Linked DNA regions of Mus musculus: region 2 is linked to region 1. Evidence: chromatin loops called from intact Hi-C (ENCODE). Cell type or tissue: gastrocnemius. All regions are shown on one strand. Each heading gives the region's core, and the rest is flanking DNA. Links, peaks and the distances in the headings are about the cores only.

Region 1 (12,075 bases), core at 1,989-9,988:
GGGAGGGAGAGGAGGCTGAGCTATACTTTATCCCTGAGAAAGAAAAAAAACAGACGGGCCGGGGAGATGGCGTGGCTTAGTGCTCTTACAGAGGATCCAGGTTTGGTTTCCAGCACCCACACAGTGTAGCTCACAACCATCTGTAACTCCAGCACCTCACCCTCACAGGTACCAGGCACACATGTATGTGGTACACAGGCATGCAGGCAGGCAGAACATTTACCCACATAAATAAGTGAGACTTCCTTTTAAAGAAAAGACAAAAGCCAGAGGTCCAGAAAGGCACCCCCATACCAGGGCTACATATTCTCTGTAGCTCCTCTTTAGGGGACATCGTACCTGGTTTTGAGGTCTGAGGCGCTGTCCCTAAGCACTGACAGTTACTGCTAATACAGCCACGGGGAGGGATGCCTGGGGATGCAGGAGATGCTGGCATGGACAGCAGGAAGAGCAACATAGGGCGAGGCATGGTGTCACTTTGCTTCTTGGAACATCTGGGACTCCTCAGCAATACCCCCTCTAAAGACACTTCCCATCAGCAGAGGGTAACAGCCTTATGCAGCTGAGATCTCAGTGGGAGAGCCTCTTCATACCCTACGCCATAGATGTTGGTGAGTTAACCAGAAGACAGAGGTGTAGGTCAGGAGAGAAGGGATTCTCTTCCTGGGCGGTCTTGACCTTCTTTTCCTACGGCCCAGGAGTCAGGTATAGGCTTCATAGCACCATCATCTTCCTGGACATTTCGCTTCTGTGGACCTTCCAGGGGTCCAATGTTCCCATCACGGTTAATTTTTTATTTTATTCTTTGTTGTCGTTGTTAATGTTGGTTTTGTTCTGCTTTGCTTGAGAAGGGGGGTGGGGGGTGGGGTCTCTACATTGCCCTGGCTGTCCTGGAACTATCTATGTAGACCAGGCGTTGAACTCACAGAGAGTCGTCTGCCTCTGCCTCCCAAGTGCTGGGATTAAATGTCCGCACTACTATGCCTGGCTTCCCATCAGAGTTTAAAAGAAGGTCAACTTCCTCTTTCTGAAGAACTAATTCAGGAGGCATCAGTGGGCTATTTCTCCTCCCCAAGAGGCCCTTCCTCTGTGTCCTGTGGTTTGCAACTCCATGGTCAGCACACAGACCTGTGGCTCCCCTCAACTCCTCAAGCTCCACAGGTCCCCTTTCATGATGCCTCCCATAGGGAGGTCAGGAGCCTCAGGCTAACGGAGCTGGCGATGAAGGCAAGGTTTAACTGATCAGCCAAGGAGAAGAACAAGCAGGGGCCCTAGAAGCCCATCTCTCAGGGAGCTGATATCCAATTCAAGACAGATCTTTTCTCTTGGGCCTTCCTGTGGCCCTGACATTCTTGCCATGGAGACAGCCAGAAACCGAATGGACACATGCTCGGAACAGGCCCTTTGGAGCTGGGCTTGGTGGTACAGCCTTTAATTCTAGCACTCAGGAAACAGAGACAGGTGGGTCCCTGTAATTCCAGCATCCAGAACTACATAGTGAGACCCTGTCTCAAAAAAAAATGTTTTCAAGGGCAGAGAGGCCCTTGGACAGAACCTGCATGTTACAGGCTCTGTCCTTCATTACCTCTTTGCCGTGGGCATGCACTCCTGCTGAGGTGGCCACTTGCCTGTGCATTCAATTGTAACAGCTTCTGCTGCCACACCAGCAAAGGATTCCCTCAACCTTTTTATTCATACTTTATTTATTTGTTTGTTTGTTTGTTTATTCATTTATTTATTTATTTTTGAGACAGGGGTTTCTCTGTGTAGCCCTGGCTGAACTGAAACTCAATCTATAGACCAGGCTGGCCTCAAATCAGAGATCTGCCTGCCCTCGGCCTCCTGAGTGCTGGGATTAAAGGTGTGCGCCATCACCACCACCTGGCTTAAAATCCTTTGTCTCTAAACTCGCTCTACTCTCCAGTCTCAAAAGTCTCTTATCTCAAAGCCTTCTTCACTTTCTGTTTGTTTTTCTTTTGTTTATTTTGGGTTTTTTGTTTGTTTGTTTCGTTTTTTTAAATCTCTTAAGACCATTGGTAAAATTTTCTCTTTCTCAGGATCTATAAATTCATTGAGTGCGGTTCTGAAAAAGAAAATCTGTAAAATCTGTAACAAAAAAGTTAACTTAAAACTTGTAACAGAAAGAACTGATAGTTAAAAAATCTATACATAGGTAATCTTAATTTGCTACAACATTTTTTATATATATATCTTGGGTTTAATTCTTGTTCATGAAAAATAGGACTTAGGAACAGCATGTCTCATGATCAAGGTTTATAGATTCCTAAGGTCCGCTCGAGGCAAAAACTGACTTGAAGAAGTCTGTCTAGCCTCTTTGTCTTTGCAAATTTGCTAAGCTTTATCTATTTGGGTAAACTGAGTCATACAAGAGACTGATCTTCTGTAAGGGCGCATTATGAAAGGATCGGGGAAAGAAGGTTCCCAATCTCTCCACAGACTGCATGCAGGGTTTAAAATTTCATTTTAATGATGCTCAAGGATCTTCGCTCAGGTTTTTCAGGCTCAAACTCAACAGGGACAACACGGCAAGATCCTAACCCTATCAAAGCTACTAGCTTGTTGTGAAGTGTTAAAGATCATTCCTGGGACATGCGAGTTAATGGTCAGGCACCTGGTAAATGATTGAATTCCTTCCCGCGCTCAGAACTATGCTCGTGTCGTGTTCTTAGTCATGCTTGAGGCAAAAGTAATTCATCCACAGCAGCATTTTCAACCTGCAGCTCACAACACATTCGTCAACCCTCTATCTCCAGAAACACTTACATTCCGATTCCTGACAGTAGCAGAATTACAGTTATGATGCAGCAACAAAATTAATTTTATGGTTAGGGGGTGGGGGCGGTCACCACAACCTGAGGAGCTGCATTAAAGGGTCTCGGCATTAGGAATGTTGAGGACCGGTGATTTACAGGGACAATAAGCTTTAGCCTTCTGAGTATGTTGTCAGGGTTAAGCTTGAAGCAGTACCTAAAATCAATTAGTCTGTTTCAAATCAGGTATCCGTAATAGATTAGTCCCTGGTCCTCAAACCCTCGGGGAGATCTGGAGGCGGTATTTAATGTGTTTAATGAAAAAGGCTTCTCCTGATAGACAAAAATTCCAGCCCCTGGTGGCAGCACTTGAGGCTCTCTCCAAAGCAGATAGGCAGCAATGGTCTCCTCCTGGACCTCACTACACTGGGCAAAGAATCATTTAATGCCTTGCCCCTACCAGAGCTTGCCATAACACTGGGTTAACTGCTCGACTCTGCCTCATTAAAGTAGCTGGTTCAAGTTCCTCCTCCACGGGACAATCTCTCAGACCTGTCCTGGCTGGCAGCCGAGGACCTATACTTTCCTGTGTTGCTGGCAGCCAGAGACAGATGACCTCTGCCCCCAGCAAAGCCATTGATGTCACCATGGAGGCTCCCAGGCTGGCTGTCCAGAGGATGGGTAAGTCTCTGTCGTTCTTATTTGATACAGAAGGCACTTGGTTTATATTTCCTAATCAAGTTTATCCTGCTGGCCACACCCACTCGGCTTTTTCTCTCTGCTCTGTCATTAGTACCATAGCTGTCCCCTGAAAGTCCCTCCTAAGCCCCTTCTTCTGCTCTCCTAATCCCAGAGCCTACCCTGTGCAGCTCAACCCCATAGCTCAGTTCCCAGAAAAAGCTAGGCTAGCGAGACTTCTTCCTTTTCTGCCACCCTTGTGCATCTTCCTGGTCTTCTCCTACCACCTGGGGAACCAAGTGACCACCACCAGTGTCCCTGCTTCTCTGCCACCTCACACACAGCCTGGGTCACTGTTCTGTCTTCAGCCAGCACAGTCCTAAGGAGGGAGGAGCCCATGAGGACCAGGGGACACTCTGAGTTCATAGCGGCCCTTCTTGGCCCCACTGTCCATGCGATGCTTAGGTTACTAACACTGCTGGAGAACCGCCAGGGGCTGTTCGTGCAGGGCTCCGAGCTGCTGCGGAGAAGGGTCCTAGACGGCTTTTCTCTGAAGTCAGCTAAAAGGACCTCTGAGTGATGGCGCGGTCAAAGAGGACTACAGCAACTTGCATATGTATCTGCCTCTGTGTAACAGGAATGCTTAAAGAGTGTAATGGAAGTGTCAAATAGACCAAGTAATCTATTTTTCCTTCCTTCCTTCCTTCCTTCCTTCCTTCCTTCCTTCCTTCCTTCCTTCCTTCCTTCCTTCCTTCCTTCCTCCCTCCCTTCCTCCCTCCCTCCCTCCCTCCCTCCCTCCCTCCTTCCCTTCTTTCTTCAAGACAGGGTTTCTCTATGTAGCCCTGGCTGTCCTGGAACTCACTCTGTAGACCAGGCTGACCTCAAACTCAGAGATCTGCCTGCCTCAGCTTCCTGAGTGCTGGGATTAAAGGCCTGCGCCACTTGAAATAACTTGAGTTTGATTAAGTTGAAGGTACAAACATTATTTCACACAATTTGGCTTGATCGAGAGAGTTCATGGTCGATTGATTTTAAAAAGCGTGAAGGCCTGGAATTTTAGATTCATCTCTTTCCACTTGCTTAGCTGTGTAACCCAGGGCAAGAACTTAGCCTCAGTGAGATTGCTAATTACATGTAAAGCAAGGCTCCTAAGTTCTAACGCCCCTTTCCTGAATCACAGCCCAAGAAATACTGCACTGCCCTCTGAGGCCCTGTCAGAGCCCGCCATGGCTCCTTGCCCATCCCAAGCTGTCACCTCTATCCATCACAGTGAGATAGCAGTGTCTCCTCGATGGAGGCCCAGAAACCAAGACTGGAGCAAGGGACGGCATCTCATAGGTTTCTTTGGTGGAAGGAAGGGAAGGCAGCTTGGCCTCAGCCCAGATCTGTTTCCGGGACCTTTGTCGCCTCTTGGCTAAGGAGTGGAGCAGGAGGAAGGACTGAGGACACAGCTGTGGAAGGACTTACAGACAGGTCTTCCTTGTAGCACATGTGAAAGGAAACAAGGGAAGGGGGCGCTAGGTCCTCTCACTTTCTGTTCTTAGGACAGGAGGGGATGGATCATAAACCCTGGAGGTGTGATCTTAATTAATTTGATCCCCCACCTTCTGTGACGCCTGTGAGGAATGACGAGGTCCCACGGGAAATGTAAGTGTGCCACCCCATGCCAAACCACTCGGCCCAACACATAGGCATCTGGATTCTGGTGAGGCCAGAATAGGAGTCTTTGGAAAGCCCCCGGGACTGTCAATCTGCAGATCAGACTCGCCTGTCTGTACAAATACATACAATCAGCCTGAACTCATTATGTGACCATCAGACCTAGCAAGAGAATGGTGGAAAGAACTCACACGTCAATCTTAGCAGGCAAATTTAAAACACAGTGTGGCTCATTTTATTTTATCTCAGGGGGAAAATAAAACACAAACAAACAAACAAGCCCCACCCCCACCCCACCCCACCCCCGAAGGAAAGGCAGTAGGCAGGGCCTCCCCACAGGGCAGCTCTGAACTATCCAGCTCGGGTCCATGACTTGATGTCTCTAAACTCAATCCTGAGACGTGAGCCCACACTCTGGCACCCTGCCTTTCATAGTTTCTGTCTTCCAGCCCAGCTTTATTAGCGGGAGATAGCCCTGTGACTGAGTGCATGGCAGCTTGGGCTAACCCGAGAGGACCGTCTGCAATTCCTTGGTGGGTGGGGTGTGGAGGGGAGAGTCACAGCAGGATCGACCACAGACCCAGCAGCCAGGGAGGGGAAGTCAATAAAATAGAAAGGGTTTCCTCACATTGTTATCTTCTTGGAAAAAAAAAATAGCCAAGTGCCACTTCTAGGTCAGCAGCTCCCTGAGGCCTCGGCGGTCTGGGGAGAGTAGTGTATTAGCAGGAGGCCTGAGGCAGCCATACCCCAGCATCAGGCCAGGCCTCTAAGCCACAGCTGCTCTACAAGGCAAGGCAGCTCTTGTGGACGCTTCTGGAGCAGGGGAACTGGGCCCTGCCTTCGAAGATGCTGCTGTAGCCCTGACCTAACTCGGGGCCCTATAGACCGAAGCATCGCCTCCTCCGCCCCAGGCCTTTCTTACTGGGCTTCATGCTGCTCCAGCTTGATGCTCCCGCAGAGTGGGAGCCGGGCACCCAGTGGGTTTCCTGGCGTGGGCGTTTCTTCTCTTCTCTTAATGAGATTGGTCCAGCCAACCCAAAAATATTAAAATGTCTTTCCCTCAGGAAGGGGCAAACTCTGAAGACCATGAGGCTGTTCCTACCCTACCCTGGGCCAGATGATCCCCTAGGCCAGGGTGCTCTTGCCCTTCCTGGTGCTCCTGGGTAAGAAGCTCTACATCCCCAGGAGACCCTTGGGTGCTCCCTCCACCTCCCGGCCCCAGGGTGTAGCCATTGGGCCGCCGTCCAGAGTGGGGAGCACTCCCATTGGCCCATACTCCCAGGGGGTGGCCATTGAGGCGGAGGCTGACCTGCTCGCCCTCAGTGCTGTGAGCCGCCAAGGCCCAGGCACTGGAACCCCCTGCCCTGAAGGGTTCCTGCCGCCTCAGGACGTGGGTTCGGATGATCTTCCGGAAGGTCTGGCGGAACTCCCGGATCCTGTAGGCGTAGATGAAGGGGTTGACAACGGAATTGCTGTGGGAGAGGATGATGGCCAGGTACATGAGCCAAGGAGGGGCGTGCTGGCACGTGGAGCAGAAGAAGGTGAAGCAGTTGATGATGTGCAGGGGCAACCAGCAGAGGGCAAAGAGCCCCACGATGATGGCCAGGGACTTGGCGGCGTGGACTTCCTTCTGCAGTGTGGAGCGAGTCCGCTCCCCTGGTAGGGGTTGGCTCTCCATCTGCTTCAGCTGTCTCCGGGCTGCCAAAAAAATCCTTAGGTAGATGGCCAGCATGAGCAGGAGGGGGAGCAACACAAAAGCGAAGAAGTTGTAGTAAACCATGTAATTCATGGGTACCACGTCCTCAAACAGACAGGTCACCCGGCCCTCGCCGCAGGTCTTTGTGGAGTTCTCATCTTTCTGACTGCAGTTGTTCCAGCCCAGCATGGGGGTCAGGCCGATGGCGAATGACAGCACCCAGCAAATCGCAATGATGCCCTTCGCCCTCATACCCGTCACCAAGCCATTGTACCTGGGGAGAAAGGACTGGTATTAGAGACCCGATGAACCAGGGTCTAGGAGGTCCAAGAAGCCCACAGTAGCCCAGATGGTCCCTGTGTGCTGGCTTTAGGGTCTTGGCTACTTCCTCCCTCTAGCCTCAGTAGCAGAGTCTTCTAAGTGAGGTACTGAGCTCTGTCTGTCTCGTGGCTGCAGGGAGGTAACAGGAAGCAGACATCCAGAACATGCAAACCCATCACACAAATATTCAGGGGTTATTAGTCTCAGGTATAGTCTTGAGACTCAAGTTGAGTTTGGTTCAAGACAAATAGATGGCCTTAGGGGGGACATGGTCTCCATGATGGTTAGTTCATCCTATTAGAGCATGCTTTCCCTTAGAGCAGGGCAAATCCAGAGTTCTGCGAATGGAACCAGCCAGATAAGACCTGTAGATGGCCTGAGCCACTTACACTCCATGCCTTTTTTTCTATGGTCCTCCAGAAGAGGCTGCCCAGCGTATGGAGGAGGAGTGAAGTCCCAAATCTAATGAAATATCACATCCCCTCAGAACCTACCCACAATCCTCTGGGCAGAAGTGAGACAATTATGTATTGACATTTTCCTGGCAATCTTAATAATCAAGAGGTACTGAATGAGGTGGGAAAGAAGGGAGTAATCTGCCTGAGGGCCAGATGGAAATGGTCTTGTGCTGATTGCCAATTCCCGGTTATGGGGAGGGGGCCTTGATTTGTCAGCTAGAAAGTAGCTCCCACTGGAAATCCATCATCACTTTGGTAAAAGAATGTTTTGTTTTGTTTAAGTCTTCTTGACTTAAAAAGGGAGCTTTGGTCACATCAGAGGGATGAGCTTATGTTTAATGGTTTCGATTCTGGCAACATGAGACTACCTTCCCAGTAGAAGCAGCCTTTGATCTTCAAGTTCAGGCTACACATCTTGGAGGAGTTGCTTGCCCCCTCCAAGGCTAGGAGCCCACATGGAGTAGGAGTCCCCTGCACTTACCTCTATGTTGTCAGCTGGGTGACAAGGGCATATGATAGGTATCAAGGTAAACATATACTTTTTGGTTCCAGACTCAAAGCAGCAACAGAGAGGCTATGACCTATGGGTGGCAGCCTCAGGTACCCACTGTTAGCACATGTGAGAGGAAGGCTGGAATGTGTTTATCCTGTCTTTGCCTCAATGTACCGTGTATGCCCGGCGTTAAATAACTTCCCTCGCATTCATGAGGCTCTACGTAGACGCTTCATCATAAAAGAAAGAAGGATGGAAAGAATAAGGATGGAAAGACAGACAGACAGGAAGGAAGGAAGAGAGAGAGAAAGAAGCTGCGTGTGGTGGCGCATGCCTTTAACCCCAGCACTAGGGAGGCAGAGGCAGGCGGATTTCTGAGTTTGAGACCAGTCTGGTCTACAAAGTGAGTTCTAGGACAGCCAGGGCTACACAGAGAAACCCTGTCTCAAAAAACCAAAAAAAAAAAAAAAATGAAAAAAAGAAAAAGAAAGATAAAAAGAAAAGAATACCCAGTGTGAATAGGGCTCAAAGGGGGCTGGAGGGTTTTGTTTGTTTGTCTGGGAAAAAAAAACTTCCATGTTAAATGTTGTCAATTAAGAAAGAAATAAAGAGGTTAAAACAAACAAACAAACCACTTGTACTTTCTAACCATTTATCTAATCTGTCCCTCTGTTTTAGAGTTGGAGAAACTGAAACTGAGACCCAAGGGGAGGCAGGGACTTGCTGTGAATATTCCAAGACCCAGAGGCAACTCAAGCCCAAGTGAATTTGTCAAGATCTGTCACAGTCTCTTCCTGATGGGTCTTGAGATCAAATCCAGGGCCTTATATATGACAGGCAAGCTTATTGCCACTGAGCTACAACTCCAGACTGGTCAGTTCAGAATCTCAACAGTTAATGTCACACATATTCTCAGGAGCTTCGTGGGTCCCACAGGGCAGGGCCTTGGTCACCTGCAACAGTGTCTCTGCAGGAGGATCTCAGATTTCCTATATCTACCAAGCACCAGAAAGCAAGCCCTGCATGTCTGCTTGCCCAGAAGCTCAAAAGTGAAGTCCTGGGGTCCCCACGCCATCTAATACTTACATACTTACTTTGAGCCAGGCACCCCTCAATAGTGCTTTTACATGATCCTCATGGGAGGGGAAGCTACGTTTGTGGTCACATCTTTTCTGGGACAAGCGTACCCTTCCTGGGTCCTAGTTCTGGTACATTCCTGTAAACAAGGAATCCTACGTCACTTCACCTCTCCGGGCCTCAATTTCCTTATTTATGAAATGAAACTAAGAATTCTAAGGGAGCGATACTGAATTTAGTGGCTGGAAACCCCAGGGAGTCACCCTGTGGCTCAGGGTAGATCAGAGCTATTCAGTTGCTGGTCAGAGAAATGAACTTCTTGGGATATTGATGAACCTCTGGGGATGATGTAGGGTCTCCCATCTTGGTAACTTTCAAACTGTTTTTGGAACAGGCTTTCTGTTCCTGGTAGTTAGGAAGATGGTAATCTTGGAGAAAGGTTCCAACTAAGTAAGTTTGAGTTAATAAGTTGTTATTGGAGACAACAGCCCAGGTCTGACAGCTTCTGAGACTACACCATGGAAATCCCAGGTTTGTCCAATTTACTTTTACAGATAGAGAACCCACAAGGGGAAGTCCTCCACGGCACTCTGGAAAGAAAGTCCCTTATGGGGACAGAACCCAATATGTTAGATGTACTTTCCTGTGTTGGCAAAGTACTGAGGGGCTTGAAGACAATGTTTGAGCACATGCAAGTATTATGTAAGCGCATTTGTGTGAGCTCTCTCTTTCTCTCTCTCTCTCTCTCTCTCTCTCTCTCTCTCTCTCTCACACACACACACACACACACACACACACACACACACACACACACACCAAATAGGACCACATGCTCATTATTTCCAGCATTTGGAAACAGAGGCAGGAAAATCAGGAAATCAAGGTCATGGAACAGGAGCCTGAGGTCTAGGACAGCATCGGGGCTCAAATGGAATCACAAACAAACTAGAGGTATCTCCAGGGCACAGGCTGGCTTGTATTTCTGACTAACTCAGTCTCATCCTGGCCTTCTGAATAAATACACTCAGTGTAGCTAGAAGGATACTCAGGCTGCCTGGCATGGCATAGGACCATTCCAGGGAGCCTCAGAGATACAGGATGTGGCTGACAGAGTCTCCAGCAGTGCCTGTTTTCAAGTGGCCTCTACATCCCTATATCCCCCAGCCTGAGGAGACTGCCTTTCCCTGATTAACCCTACTGGGGCCTCACCCTATGGCTCTAGAACAAACCCACAACTCCAGGTGGAGTTTTCATGTCTATTTGTAACACGGAGGAGAAGGCAGGACTTTCTAAGCCATCTTACAGAGACAATGACCTAAGAACCGAAGAGCATCTTTAATCCCAAAGGAGAAATTCAACCCTGTTCCATAGGCAGAGACCAACTTAATTCAACCTCACACCATACCTGGCACTCAGGAGCCAGGCTACCTCTCTTTGGCCCAGAGGAGAGGTCACACTCACAAGCTCACTCACTCCTTCTTTGGGACATTTACCAGGGACTCGCCTGAGACCTGTCCCCCACCCCCAGCCCCTTTACACTCTCACGACCATTCAGATCCTGCAACACCCATAAGGCGAAACTCCTTCCAGGGCACACTGCATCCTCACCAGCATCACTGTGGAGGGAAGAATGCAGTCCAGGGCTTCACATAGGTTAGCCATGTCTGTAGTCCAGTAGGGGCTTATGGCTAACTTGGAAAGCTTTTTTGTTTTACTTTCTTTACATTTTGTGGTACTGGGGATATAGCCCAAGACCTCCAGCATGCTACATAAGCGTGCATATGCCTGACCCTCCTGTCCTTTGGGGACTCGGAAAAAAAAATGTATTTTATAGGACTTTAGGTCTTGTACCAACCCATTGCCTTTGCATACTTTGGCCTGTTACTTACAAATGGGAGCACCACAGGCCAGTGTGAGACTTAGAGGTGACGGTGTGAAGGACTCCCCAGGAAAGGAAGCCTGGTCTCTTACCCCAGGCTTTTCATCCCTTGAGACATAGGGTGGCACCTTTGCCTTTGACCTGGTTTTCTTTACTATTCACGGGGTTCTGCCTTAACTTAATAGGGTGCCTACGCTCGGGAAGGAGGGGACAGATTATCCTGAAGCTGAAAATTCTTTACAACAACAGTGAAAGAATTCCCGGTACACAGTGCCAGCCTGGGACTACGCCTTCGTCAAAGACTCAGCCTGTGACCTTGTCAATAGGACCTTAGACTGACTCCCTAGCTGTGAAGGGAGAAAAGTGAGTCCAGGCTAGAAAGCCCCTCCAGGTCCCCCTCATGCCTGGTCCCCTGGTGTTCTCCATCTCCCCATCAGCCTGAAACTTCAAGAGGCAGGAGAGTGCAGGAGTTCAGTGGTCAGGAAGAGTGAAGGGCTCTAAAGTCCATCCAGACTGGGAGTCACAGATGTCCTTTTCTGGCTCTGGTCTCCCTCAGGGGTCATGACATCTGCTCTGGCTGAAATGCTGGACTGGGATGATCAAAGGACATCCTGTACTAACAGGGCCATGGCAGCTGTAAAACTGCTCGGAAGGCAAGCTGAGCATCCTTGGTGGGCATCTTCAGACCTATCAGCTCCTTGCCGAGACCAGCCTGTGCTTCCCAAGGGCCCATTCAGAGCTCAAATGGCTCAAGCTCCAAGTGGAACTGAGGTCAAGAGGTCGGAGGATGCAACTACTATAGGGATAGGCTGTTGGCTCCAAGCCTCCAGCTCATGAAAGAGCAGAATCCTTTCCCGTGACCCTGCCCTGCCTCATCATTCCTACCCGCTTAGTGAACCTGCAGACCTTTGTGAGGAACAGCACAGGAACTTGCCCCCTTGTTACCCGTGAGAAAACAGGCCCGGCACAGGGCCGCTAGCTTTCTATAGCCACAGGACTCGTTCCTATTTCAGGGATTCAGTCTCTTGATTCTGAGAAGACAG
Region 2 (12,075 bases), core at 2,646-10,645, 73 kb before region 1:
TAAACACTCGAGGGCATAGTGAGACCATGGCTTTATGAGAAGCAGAAAAACACAGGTATGACACCCGGTCAGTGCATGCTGGCAGGTGGTGGCCTTTGCCAGGAAGTCTCCTGTGCAGAGAGCTTGCACTATCCAAGGGGCACTTTCTCAGCTGGTAAATGACATTTCAGATCAGGAGTAGCAGAAGAAACTGAAGGAGGTAGGAGGATGAACAAGGACTGGGAATAAATTGAAGATCTGGGGACAAGATGGGAAGGAAGAAGAAAGGGCAGAGACGAATAAACCACATGCTCTTCACGTAACCGGGCTACAGACCCTCAGCTCAGCCAACCAGTGACTGCACAATGGGACAAGCCAGAGCCCGATTTATGTGTGTATTGTTTATAAAAGACAGCACCTGTTCTGCCACGGGGGCAGAAGTGGGGAGCGGGATTCTGTTCTGAACGAGCCCCACGCGCACGATCTGGGGGCATCTCTGCTGCTCCTTGGCTGCCCCGAAGGCATATCCCTTCAGTTCAAAGTTCCTTTCTGAGGCAGCTTTTAAAGCTTCTCTGGGCAGATCGAGATTCCTGAAAAGGCAGCAGAGAAGAGAAAGACGTTTCAAAGAGTCTGATTATACCGAACGCCCGCGCCACTGGGGGATCAGATCACGTGTGGAGCCCTGGGTCAGACCCTATACTGAAAAGAAACATACCCCTACTTCTTTGTAGTTGTTTATCAGATTAAAAAGAGTTGTAGGGTGTCTCGTTTGGAAAGCTTCCAGTACAGGGCTCAGAGTCCTGCGGAGCCCTAAGGTTGGCACGTGAACGGACATTTCACTGATAATAAGCGGGGAGACTCTAGCATGGAGGAGGTCTGACTAAGACAGAGGGAGGCAGTATTCCAGATCAACAGGCCGGGGCTTGGAGTTACAGAGGATCAGGGCAAAGACTGAAGTTCCAATGGCCAGCACAGACAGGAAGGAATTGGCTCTAAAAATGTTTTTGATCCAGGATCAGAGGGCTGTGTGGGTCCTAGGGTTTGGGCCAGCTGTACTACCAGAGAAGGGCTAGGTGGGGCTCAGGAGACAGGCTGGATGGAGCCCAGGAACTGTTAGAAAAAGTGAGGCTCTGTATACATTCACCCCTCAGGAAGCTGAGTTTCAGGTAGTCTGCCCAGAGCTTTGTTCTTGTATAGTTTCATGACCGGCGTTGGGTGGGCGCTGGGTGGGTGCTGGGTGGGTGCTGGGTGGGTGTTGGGTGGGTGCTGGGTGGGTGCTGGGTGGGTTTGAAAGGGTGCAAGTGTAAATGTTTGCCCGTATTTGTGGTTCATCACTAACTGCTAGAGGATTATTTACTTTCTACTACAGAGACCAAGGGTCAGGCGGCAAATACCTCCTGGTGCCCATTGCATGTCCAAGGCTGGGGTGAGACCCGAGGGGCATAGTTCATGGCCCAGGACCAGGAAGGGCTTACCATCTAAAGGCAAAATGATTATGAAATACCAAGAACACATCAAAAAAAAATATAACCTGACAGGCATTACCTAATAATAATATTTCTCTCCTACTTTAAGTCACTCTCTTAAAGACATTTCTTTCAAAATCACAGGCCTGTCAGTCCAAGCCCCCTGTCTCCACCCCCTGCCAGGAGCTTCCCTGACAGCTCTGAGCTGGGTTCCGCCCCTGACAATCAGCCTGCTTTTCAAGCAGTCAAAGCTCTCTTTCCTCTGGTGGATTAGAAATAGCTGCAGTTGCCCACACCTGGCCTCCCCTCCCGGTGATGCCACAGAGTGTCTTCCCACCGTGGGGGGTTAGGCTCTTGTGGTTCTAGTTCCTCTTTCTGGGTGAGAACAGTCCCACATCTCCCCGGGAGCTACACACTTAGGACCCCTGGACCGAAACACAGGGAGGAAGAAAAAACGAGAAAGGCTTTGTGTGTCCAGTTCCTAAAAAGCTATGGGCTCGGGAGCCAGGCTGCCCTTCCAGAGCATCCTGTGGGCTCAGTCCAGGAGGACGGCAGGCGCAGCAAGCCTGGCTGGCTGGTGGGCATCTCTATCACACTCCATAGCTGTCTGCTGTCAGTCAGGACCACCCATTGTTTTAATCTCCCCTTTCTTCCTGAATTCTGAGTCCAGTGCTGCCCTCACCTCAGCCTGCAGTGAGACTGTGCACTTGAGAATTCCCAGCTCTCTGCAGACACTCATTCCCTTGGGCCCGAGGGGAGTTAACCAGGCTGCTCCATCCTCCAGGATTTTTGGCTTCGTGGTTTTGCATCTTCCTGATCTATTTTCCTGCATCTCTTTTTATGGTTATCACCCGTAAGATCTCTCTGCCATCCTGTTATTCCATGTTGTAAATCATCATTCCCAATGCCGCCCGAATTCACGAGTTCCAACTCTACACTCCCTCCAGGCAAGGCTTTGGTTTAGAGGAGCCTGGGATACTGCAGATAAATATGTGCTCCCCCCACAACCCCCTCCAACATCATTTGTAAGACTGAAATCCTAACCTCTCAGAGGGCCTAGAGTGTGATTGCTGTGAGTACAGACTCCCCTACAAATGGCACTAGCACTCCTATTAAAATTCCAGATAACGTGGCTCGCCTCTTGACTGCACATCCACAAGAAGTCATCATTTATAAGTCCAGAAAGGGGACCTCACCAGACTCTAAATCTACCAATGTCTCTGAATCCTCAGAGCCATAAGTAAATACATTTTCCTGAAGAGCAACCCACTTGCTGATATCAAAGCTAAAACAAAACAAAACAAAACAAACAAACAAAACAAAACAGAACAAAACAAATTTAAAAACAAGGCAAAAAGAAAATGATGGGCACTTAATGGAATAATAGTCCAGGAAGGAATAGAACCCAGAAAATGAGCCTTAGAAATTTTACTCAGGTGTCTCACGATGCATTCAGCTACCTGTCCCTCTCGTTTGGTGGCTCTCAACCTTCCTAACTCGGCCACCTTTCCATACAGTTCCTCATGTAGTCCTGACCCCCAACCGAAAAATTATTTCATTACTTCCGCATAACTGTTCTTAATGCTGCTATGAACCGTAATGTAAGTAGCTGATCTCAGGAGACCTGATGTAGGACCCAAGAGCCAGAGACTGAGAACCACTGCCTTACTTGATTTCATCTCCTCTGCCTCGCGCTCTTGCTGTGATGAGCCTCAGCACCTTTTCCTAATCCCCAGCTTCCAGGAGGAAGGCTTGTTGCTTCTCATCCTGGCCCAACACACAGTCCTGGATCCCTCTCCTTAGCATGGAGACGGACCTATCCTCAGGGCTCCAGGCTTCTGCTTCCTTAGCAATGCTTCAGCTGGAACCCTCATCCCTCTTCCTCTGGTATCTCTGTCATGAGTGCGTTAAATGATTAAACTGAAACACTGTTACAAAGGAAACAGGTTTGTGGGGTGAGAAATCACAGCACAGGGGAGAAGAAAATGAAAAGCAAGTCTCTTTCAAACACTAGCTCCAAACCTCAAAGGGGGTCTGATGTTTTAGGCATCCTTCCAAAGAGATACAAAGTTACCAATGTAATGACTGCTTCCTGAATTTCCTCTTTATCCTGCCTGTTTCACTCAACAACCTAGAGGCATGTGGACACAATGACTTTTCTATCAGTGAGGGACTACATAGGTTACTTCAGTCCCCTATGACTATGGTGGTCCTGAAAAGTTCCTGTCACCTTGTGACATCCTGATTGTCGTGACAGCCTAGTACATTATATATAACTGTGGTACATAACTGCAATATATTATATAACTGTTCCTAACATGCAGGAGACCCTCCTGAGTTTGGGTCTTAGTATCACCACAATAATGATAATGATAATAACAGTAAAAAAAAAAAAAAAAAACCAACAAGGGCAGGAATCATGTGCTACAAATAATCCCTCTAATGTCCTAGGCAAAAAATAAGTAAACAGGCTGCATGTGGGGGTGGTGTGGGAGAGTGGAGGGTTTGGGGGGTGATGCAAGCCTTTAATTCCAGCACTCAGGAGGCAGAGGCAGGTAATCTCTATGAGTTCGAGGCCAATCTAGTCTACAGAATGAGTTCCAGGATAGCCAGGGCACAGAGAAACCTTGTCTCAAAACCAAAACAAAATAAAAACAAAAACAAGAAAGTGAGCAATAAATGTTTAAGGGGTTAATGAATTTAATGAATGTTTCTTGGTTCTGTTCTCTGGGGGTCTCGTCTGTCTGGTGTAGGCAGGCAATGCACACTTATGTAGCTTTCTCACTTATCAAATATTTAATAAACATTGTCAGTGTATATTGGGCACAGCCAGAAATCTAGGGCTAGGATGATTTGGGGAACCAGCCATGTACAAGTTGGCCTCTGAAGAATGAACAGGAGTTTAAGTGGGAGGGGTTTTTAAGTATTTTAAAGACAGAATAATTTCCTATCTTCAGGTGGAAATTCTATTCACAGCCAAAACTCACCCAGTTGTAAGAACTAAGCATGCATGAAGGTTCACACCTTAAGAGATAGAACGTGAAAATTTCATCAGGGAACAGAACCTAAGAGAAGAATGGGAAATGGGCAAAGGAACTTGTTCAGGTATTGGAAGCCAAAGCCCAGGGTTAGGACCTGGCAGTTCCAGGTTAGCATAGGTTAGTCCCAGGTTAGCACAGGTTAGCCCCAGTTAGCATTGTGCCCTCCATTACAATTCTGCCCTGCTTTGTGATTCTCCAAATGCTGATATAAACCCTCTTACTCGGTAATCTCTGACCTGGCCTCAGTCCTACCTCGAATGTGTACCAGTCATTTCTATGGGAAATATTTCTTTCTTCATAATAACCCTTGATTTTACCTCAGACACCAACAAAATCTTTCAGGATAACGTGCTCACTTTACCCTTAAAACAGAATAATTAGCATTCCTAGAATTTGGGCTAAGATGCTCCTTGCTTTGTTTTTTTGTTTTTGTTTTGATCTTCTTTGGAAGCCTCGATTCTAACACTACTCATCTAACTAATGTATTGCTGCTGTTGTTTGGGGGGTTTTGCATGGGGTTGTGGAAACCCAGGCCTCCGGCATGCCCAGCAGGCCAGTGAGCTACATCCCCCATCCTCATGGCTGGCTGATCTTGTAAGTACGGTGGAAAGTGAGAGCATTTTAGGGTCATCTAGCCTCTCACAGATTATGGAGACAGTTTCGTGTGTGTGTGTGTGTGTGTGTGTGTGTGTGTGTGTGCGTGTGCGTGGGGGGTGGGGGAGCTAACAAAATGCCAATGAAGTTCTTCTACCACCCACTTGCTGCGGTAGATTTAGTGGATCGGGCCTCCCTGTAGGAACCCTAAGGTTGCCAGGAACCAGTGATTTCATCAATTATCTTTGGCTGATCAAGGTTCTAATGCAGGGTCACCGGCATGCAGTCCAGAGAGCAAACAAGCTACATTGGACAAGGCCTGAGCAGGCCAATATAAGCAAGAGTTGGACAGAGGTTTAGCAAGGTCAGAGTTCACATTCTGTTCTAACAGCCTAGAAAACCCATTATAGCGTTTGTGCAAAGGACAAGGAAACAGTCCATTTGAAGACAACTTTCTGATTGCTCCAGAAAAATAGATTGAAACTGAAGACCAAGAGGGAGGGGTATTTTTTTCCTCCAGCTCTGTTATACCTGTTATACCAGATGCCCAACTCTAATAAAAACAAAAGGAATAAAAAAAAATCTGGTGAGCTTGCCCAGAGTGGGAAAACTTGAGTTATCAATTCTCTTGTCTGGAAAGTTAGTTTGGTCCAGTATTCCTCTATCTCCAAGCTGCTAGGAAGGATGGTTCACGAGACCCTCACTGCAGGTATTGGACAGCCCCCCCCCCCCCACCAGGTAGCTGCGGTCTGAGGCAAAGCTAGTAGCTTAGGGAGGGGAGGAAAGTTGGAGTGGCCCTGGAGATAGCTTTAAGAGACACATTCATTTTCGGTCCTATTTTGTTCCACACAAGGTGGGCGATGGCGGGGGCGGGGCTGGGGAAGCAAGGAGTCTGGGGCAATGAAAGTATGGTTTGTAAGAGTCACCTCCCTAAAGATTCTCATCTCTCACGACATGTGGCCTTTGCAAGTGAACTACAGGGTTCCTCATCACTGCCCCCACTGAGCCAGTCGCATCCGAGAAACCCTCCCCTTGCTCCTCCAGCCCACAGATGGGTGACTCCAAAAGCCCCAAACTCAGCATCTGGGTTTCTGACCTAGTCTGCTTGCCGTAGAGAATTCGCTTCACCTGGGCCAAATCGTCAGGCGGCAGATGTTTTTCCAGGCACTGCTCCAGGGACTGCCACTCCGGTCCCGCCATGGCCAGAAGCTGGTTGCAGGGACTGATGTCCCACACGAATGGCCTGCCCTCGGCCTGGAGTATGGGGAGAAGGAGGCAGCAGCCTGGCAGGTCTCCAGAGGCACGGGATTTGGTGCTCTGTGAGGAGGGTTCACATGCTGGCAACACCCTCCTCACGCCTCTATGGAGGGCAGCCAATACATGCTCAGGACATTCCTGGCAGACCTTTTCTATTGGCGCTCTCTCTGGTGACCAGGTTGGATCAGTGCAGGTCGCCCCTGGAGGCTTTCCCTAACACAGGCGCCTCCTTCTTCCTCCTTCTTCCTTAGATCTTTGATGGGCTGAAGTAACTTTACCTAGGTTTGGGTCAGCAGAACAGGGCAGCCAGCCACGCCGGCCCACTACTACACGGGGCTGCTGATGGGCACAAGAAGCAATACTTTGGCATCTGAGTATTTCAGGGGCCAGTCCAGAGTCCTGGCACTATGATAATACCAGGCCTTTGGTTTCCTTTGAGCCACAAATCACATGAGTCAGAAGCAAGTTTGGTTTCCCTGGAATCAGTACTGCAGAATATGGGATCCCGAGCAGGTTACTCTCTGTACTCTGATGCCGCTTTGGGATCTCTGCCGTTTGTGGTATGCATGCCCACATGTGCGCTTTGCCAGCTGCAGAGTGGAGAAAGACCCTCTTGCTGTTCCCTGTAACTTACAGAGGCCATATACTTGGGAGCTGGGGTGGCAGGGAAGCACTCCCAGACCCTGATTTACTCCTGTGACCTGGGGAGCTATCCTGCTACTCGGGTCATCTGCTGCTTTATCTGTGGAATTGGAATGCGGTGACCACTTGCCGCAGTTTAGTTCAGTGGTAGAGCATCGCCACCTTGCTAGAAGGTGTGGCTGAAGATATTTATATCACCGCTTTGATGTTCTCTGACAGCTTCTAGTGTCTTCCTTTTCTAGAAGCTGAGAGATTTGTGTGGGAGACTTCACAAAGCATAACAAAAAGACAGTAGAGACAAAGACATAGAGACAGTTGGCACTCTGAGTGTAGATCCCGCCGCTGCATATTCAACCAAACTTGATTAAAAAGTTTCCTCCAAGTTGTGCCCGTTTTGTAAGGATTTTCTCCTTCCCCACATTAGTCCCTAAATAATACAATGTGTCAGTTGCTTATATAGCACTTACACTGGATTAAGCTTACCTTTAGTTGGGGTTACTATTGCTGTGGTAAAGCACCATGACCAAAAGCAACCCAGAGAGGAAAGGGTTTATTTTGCCCCCGGTTCTATATAACAGTTCTTCATCAAAAGCCATGAGGGCAGGAACCTGCAGACAGAAGCTGATGCAGAGGCCATGGAGGAGTGCTGCTTACTGGCTTGCTCCCTATGGCTTGCTCAGTCTCTTACAGAACCCATGACTACCAGCCCAGCGGTGGCCCCACCTACAGTGGGCTTGGCCCTCCCCCATCAACCTTTAATTAAGAAAATGTCCGTCCCATAGACTTCCCTATAGCCCCTTCTTACGGAGGCATTTTCTTAACTGAGGTTTCCTCCTCACAGATGACCTTAGCTTGTGCCACATTTGACATAGTTAGGTATTATTATCTAGAGACTGTTTAAAGTAGATGGTATAGCTTATCTGCAAATACAACACTATGTTAAAGAAGGGACTCTTGCTTCCAGGATTTGGGATTGCTAGGGGTCCTAGAACCAACCTTTTGTTTTTGTTTTTGTTTTTTTGGGACAGCATTTCTCTGTGTAGCCCTGGCTGTCCTGGAACTCACTGTGTAGACCAGGCTGGCCTTGAACTCAGAAATCCTCCTGCCTCTGCCTCCCAAGTGCCTGGGACTAAAGGTGTGTGCCACCACTGCCCGGCTTTCCTAGAACCAACCTTACATGGACATCTATCTACCTTTTAAACAATGTAACTTTAGAAGCCAGGACGATTGAATATGTGGCTATTGTAAAGACACCTAATTGTAGCCTTCTTTCCTTTTCCTTTCCTTTTTAAAAATTGGGCCTCGCTATGTATTCCCGACTGGCCTGGAACTTTCTGAGTATAACAGGATGGCCCCAAACTCAAACCTGCTTTCCTCTCCACGTGTTGGGGTTAAAGATGGTCCCTACCACACTCAGAAAGCACAATCTTTCTTGAGACAAAACGTCCATGTTTGGGTGTCCTGGTCCAGTGTGTGTGTGTGTGTGTGTGTGTGTGTGTGTGTGTGTGTGTGAGAGAGAGAGTGTGTGTGTGTGTGAGTGTGTGAGTGTGTGTGTGTGTGTGTGTGAGTGTGTGTGTGTGTGTGTGTGTGTGTGCGCACATCGGTCATGTGAGTGCCTGCCTGCCCCATCATGGGGCTTAAAATCTGTACTAAAACCTTTTCTTTTTGAAAAGGAAATTCATTTTTATTTTTTAAAAAATGTATGTGTATGTGTGCTTATGTGTTCATGAATATCACAAGTGTGAAGGTGCCCTCAGAGTCTAGAAAAGGGTATCAGAACCCATGAATTTAGAGTCACAGGCCTTTCTGAGCTACTGAATATGGACCCAGACTCCGATCCTCTCGAAGAGCAGCAAATGCCTTTGAGAGGCATGTCTGTCTTAAACTCCCACCTTCTCACCGGGAAACTTCAGCAGTGATGTCAAGATTCTTGCTTTATCTTAGTAGCAGTCTCCGGAAAGGACCCCGTGGTCTGTCACAACCAATGCCTTCCTTTTCTGCAGATGACTGTGACTTCTTACAAAGAAACAAATATACATATCTGTTCTTGACAACTACTTAATAAAGCAAAATACACTTTGAAGTTGGAGAAGAAAAGGCTGAAAAAAAATCAATCCTCTCAAAAGTACAAGGTCGCTCTCACCAAAGAAGACGACTCAGTGTCCCTCAACGTCATTACTTTTTCTGTATATTCCTGATCGTTAAAAAGTGGGTTTCGCCAGGCAGTGGTGGCACATGCCTTTTTTTCCAGCACTTGGGAGGCAGAGGCAGGTGGATTTCTGAGTTCGAGTCCAGCCTGGTCTACAGAGTGAGTTCCGGGACAGCCAGGGCTACACAGAGAAACCCTGTCTTGAAAAACCAAAATTAAAAAAAAAAAAAAAAAAAAGGGTGGGAGGTTTCTTCCAGATTCACCTGCAAAGCTAAAAGAAAAAAAACAAAACAAAAATAAAAACAAAAAAAACCCCCAAAAAACACCTGTCTGGAGCACTGATAGACAATGACTAGACACCCGGGGATTCCATCTGATCCTCATACTTCATTTTGGAGTTGCCTGCCATTTCCCTACTCACCCGAAGAGTGTTACTTTGTTAGTGAATGGTTAGAAATCTTTGTGTTCCAAAGAGCATAGAAACTTCATCTAGTCCCATAGACGACAACCTTCCTGATGCCTCTGATCCCTTTAATACAGTTCGTTATGCTGTGGTGATCCTCAGCCATAGGGTTATTTCTGTTGCTACTTCATAACTGTAACATTGCTACTGTTAGGAATCGCACTGTAAATATCTGATAGGCAGGAGATCTGATATGTGACCCTTGTGAAAGGGTCATTTGGCCCCCACAAGGGGTCAGGACCCATAGGTTGAGAACCACTGCTCTAGCGGCATGGGAACCCTCCTATTATGCCACAGGACTCACCCATAGGGGGCCAGATTGCTATAACTGGGAGAGGCTTAATCACACATTCTTCCTATAATGAATGAAACCTCCAATAAATTAAAACAGGGAAGGAAAACTTTAGAAAGGTCAAAGGAGGCTTTCTCTGGTTGAATAGGCATGGAAAATACTCTTGACCCTACTTGTTGAAGGGTTACATCTGATTGGAAGAGAGATTAAAGCTGGATGGAGCGGTAGTGGTCCAGCCTTGTAACCTCTTTATGGAAGATGTCACATGTACTCAATCTATAGAACCTGCCTTATCTCACATGGAATTTTTTTTTATCTGAGGGTCCGGGCAGTCAAATATACATGCCACAAAAAGTAGCTGTGTTTCTTGGTCAACTAAATACTCATGCCCTTTATATACTTCTTGCTTAAACATTGTTCAACATCCACATGCTAGTAAAACCAAAAAGCTCTCCCCCCAAATATAAACAAGAAAATACCTACAAATAAACTTAACCAAGAAGGCGAAATACTTCTTCATCGAAACCTTCAAAGCATCGGAGAAAGAAATTAAAGACGGTGCTAAAAGACAGAAAAGTATCCCTTGTGTATGGACTGGCAGAGTTAATGTTTTGAGAAGGCTACGTCACTGAAAGTAATTTACATATTCATCACCATTTCTATCAAAATTCTCATGACAGAGCTGGTTCGACAGCTTAGGGGTAAGGGCATTTGCCACCAAGCCTGAGAACGCAACTGACAACTGGGGGTTCTGTCCCCAGCATCTACCCTGTGGAAGGTGAGAACCAACCTACACAATTTATCTTCTTAATATGCTTATCATTATTAATATGCTTATTATTTGTTCCTATTTATTTGTGTGTGCTTGCATGTTTGAGTACATACATGCATGCCATATCATATGTGTGGAGGTCGGGTGGAGAACAATAGTGTTGAACACCTGACATCGTTCTCTGGCCTCTGGATCTTCATAGGTGTCACACGCGTGCACACATACACTATACAGTTGCACAAACATTCCAGTGTCATTTTCCACAGAATTAGAAAAAAAAAAAGACAGTTGAAAAAATCATGTAAAAGCACAAAGCAATCCCAAGCAGAAAAAGCATTACTGTTGATATCAATACCTGACCTAAAATTAGACTACAGGGCCACAGTGACCAAAAACTAAGTGGAACTAAAAGAAATCCACACAGCTGTAGATATTTAAAGTTTTTATAAGGATGACAGAAATATACATTGGTGGTAGACAGCTTCTTCAAATAGTTCTGGGAAAACTCTCTACCTCTCACCCTACACAAACATCAATTCCCAAAGTACCAAGCTTTATTGAAATGCCCCAAATCTTGAAAGTTCTAGAAGAAAACACACATAAAACCTTCAAGATACAAGTATAACTGAAAACTCACTGAAAAACAAAACAAAACAACCAAACCTAAAAAATTCCCTCCATTGCTTCAGGAAGCAATCCCCAGAATTGACACGTGGAATCGGATGAGAAAAGTGGAATCGGATGAGACTGAAAAGTTTCTGCACAGCAAAGAATATAACCATTGGAGGATGGAGACAACCTGCGAGCAGAAGAAAATTCTTATTATACACCACACAGAGACCTGCTATCTAGCATACATAAGAAGTGCAGAGATTAAACAGCCAAACAAAACCGTCAATTCAACAAATGGGCAAATAAAACCAATGGATGGTTTTCAAAATAAGGAATACAAATGGGTAGTACATATTGAAAAAGTGTTCTACGTCCTTGGTGATCGGGAAAATGGGAATTAAAACTGCTTTGAGATTTCATCTCACCCCAGGCAGAATGACCGTCATCAAGAAAACAAGTTCTTGCTTCCAGAAGCCCCTCCTCTCCAACCCCATTCCCTGGGGACTTTACCTCTCCATGTGACCCAGGGTCCCTTTGACCCTTGTATCCATGTCTCTTCAGACTTACTCTTTCTCCTATTGCTTTCAGAAGTCTCTCCTCCCACTACACCTCCACTTCCTGGGGTCTCCCCCACCTCTTTCCCATAGACCCTCTCAGGCATTACCCCTTGACTATCTCCATTTCTAATGCCACCCAGCTACCCACAGAAGCACTCGCCACCAGGGCCACTGCACTTGCCTATGGTCCAGAGACAGCAACAGCAACCAAAGAGTAGAACACTCACCCAGCAAAGATGAGACCCGGTGAT

What was found. Hi-C counts contacts between places; a loop is a spot of excess contacts. Peaks named below come from ENCODE experiments on the same cell type or tissue, not always from the same donor. Only the 100,000 strongest peaks of a DNase experiment are listed, where the experiment ranks them.
Region 2: a loop joins it to region 1, with 1.8 times the contacts of the local background. A loop is called at or near these places in 2 of 42 quality-filtered maps.

What each region holds. Positions count from the first base shown.
Region 1 is chr10:75,328,030-75,340,104 of GRCm38, reverse strand. Adora2a (adenosine A2a receptor) reads right to left here. Exons shown (of 3, transcript NM_009630.3): 3 at 5,313-7,078. The coding sequence ends at 6,169. Among named protein-coding and RNA genes, the nearest start is that of Adora2a, 17 kb to the right of the region's middle. In gastrocnemius, for the core only: no CTCF peak of the experiment used is centred there; a DNase peak (open chromatin) is centred at 6,683; H3K27ac peaks cover 1,466 bases.
Region 2 is chr10:75,401,261-75,413,335 of GRCm38, reverse strand. It overlaps Upb1 (ureidopropionase, beta), which reads right to left and starts at 6,425. Exons shown (of 10, transcript NM_133995.4): 1 at 6,177-6,425; 2 at 398-569. The coding sequence starts at 6,280. Gm40694 (a long non-coding RNA gene) reads right to left here. Exons shown (of 2, transcript XR_871831.1): 2 at 11,085-11,454. In gastrocnemius, for the core only: no CTCF peak of the experiment used is centred there; a DNase peak (open chromatin) is centred at 6,360; H3K4me3 peaks cover 395 bases.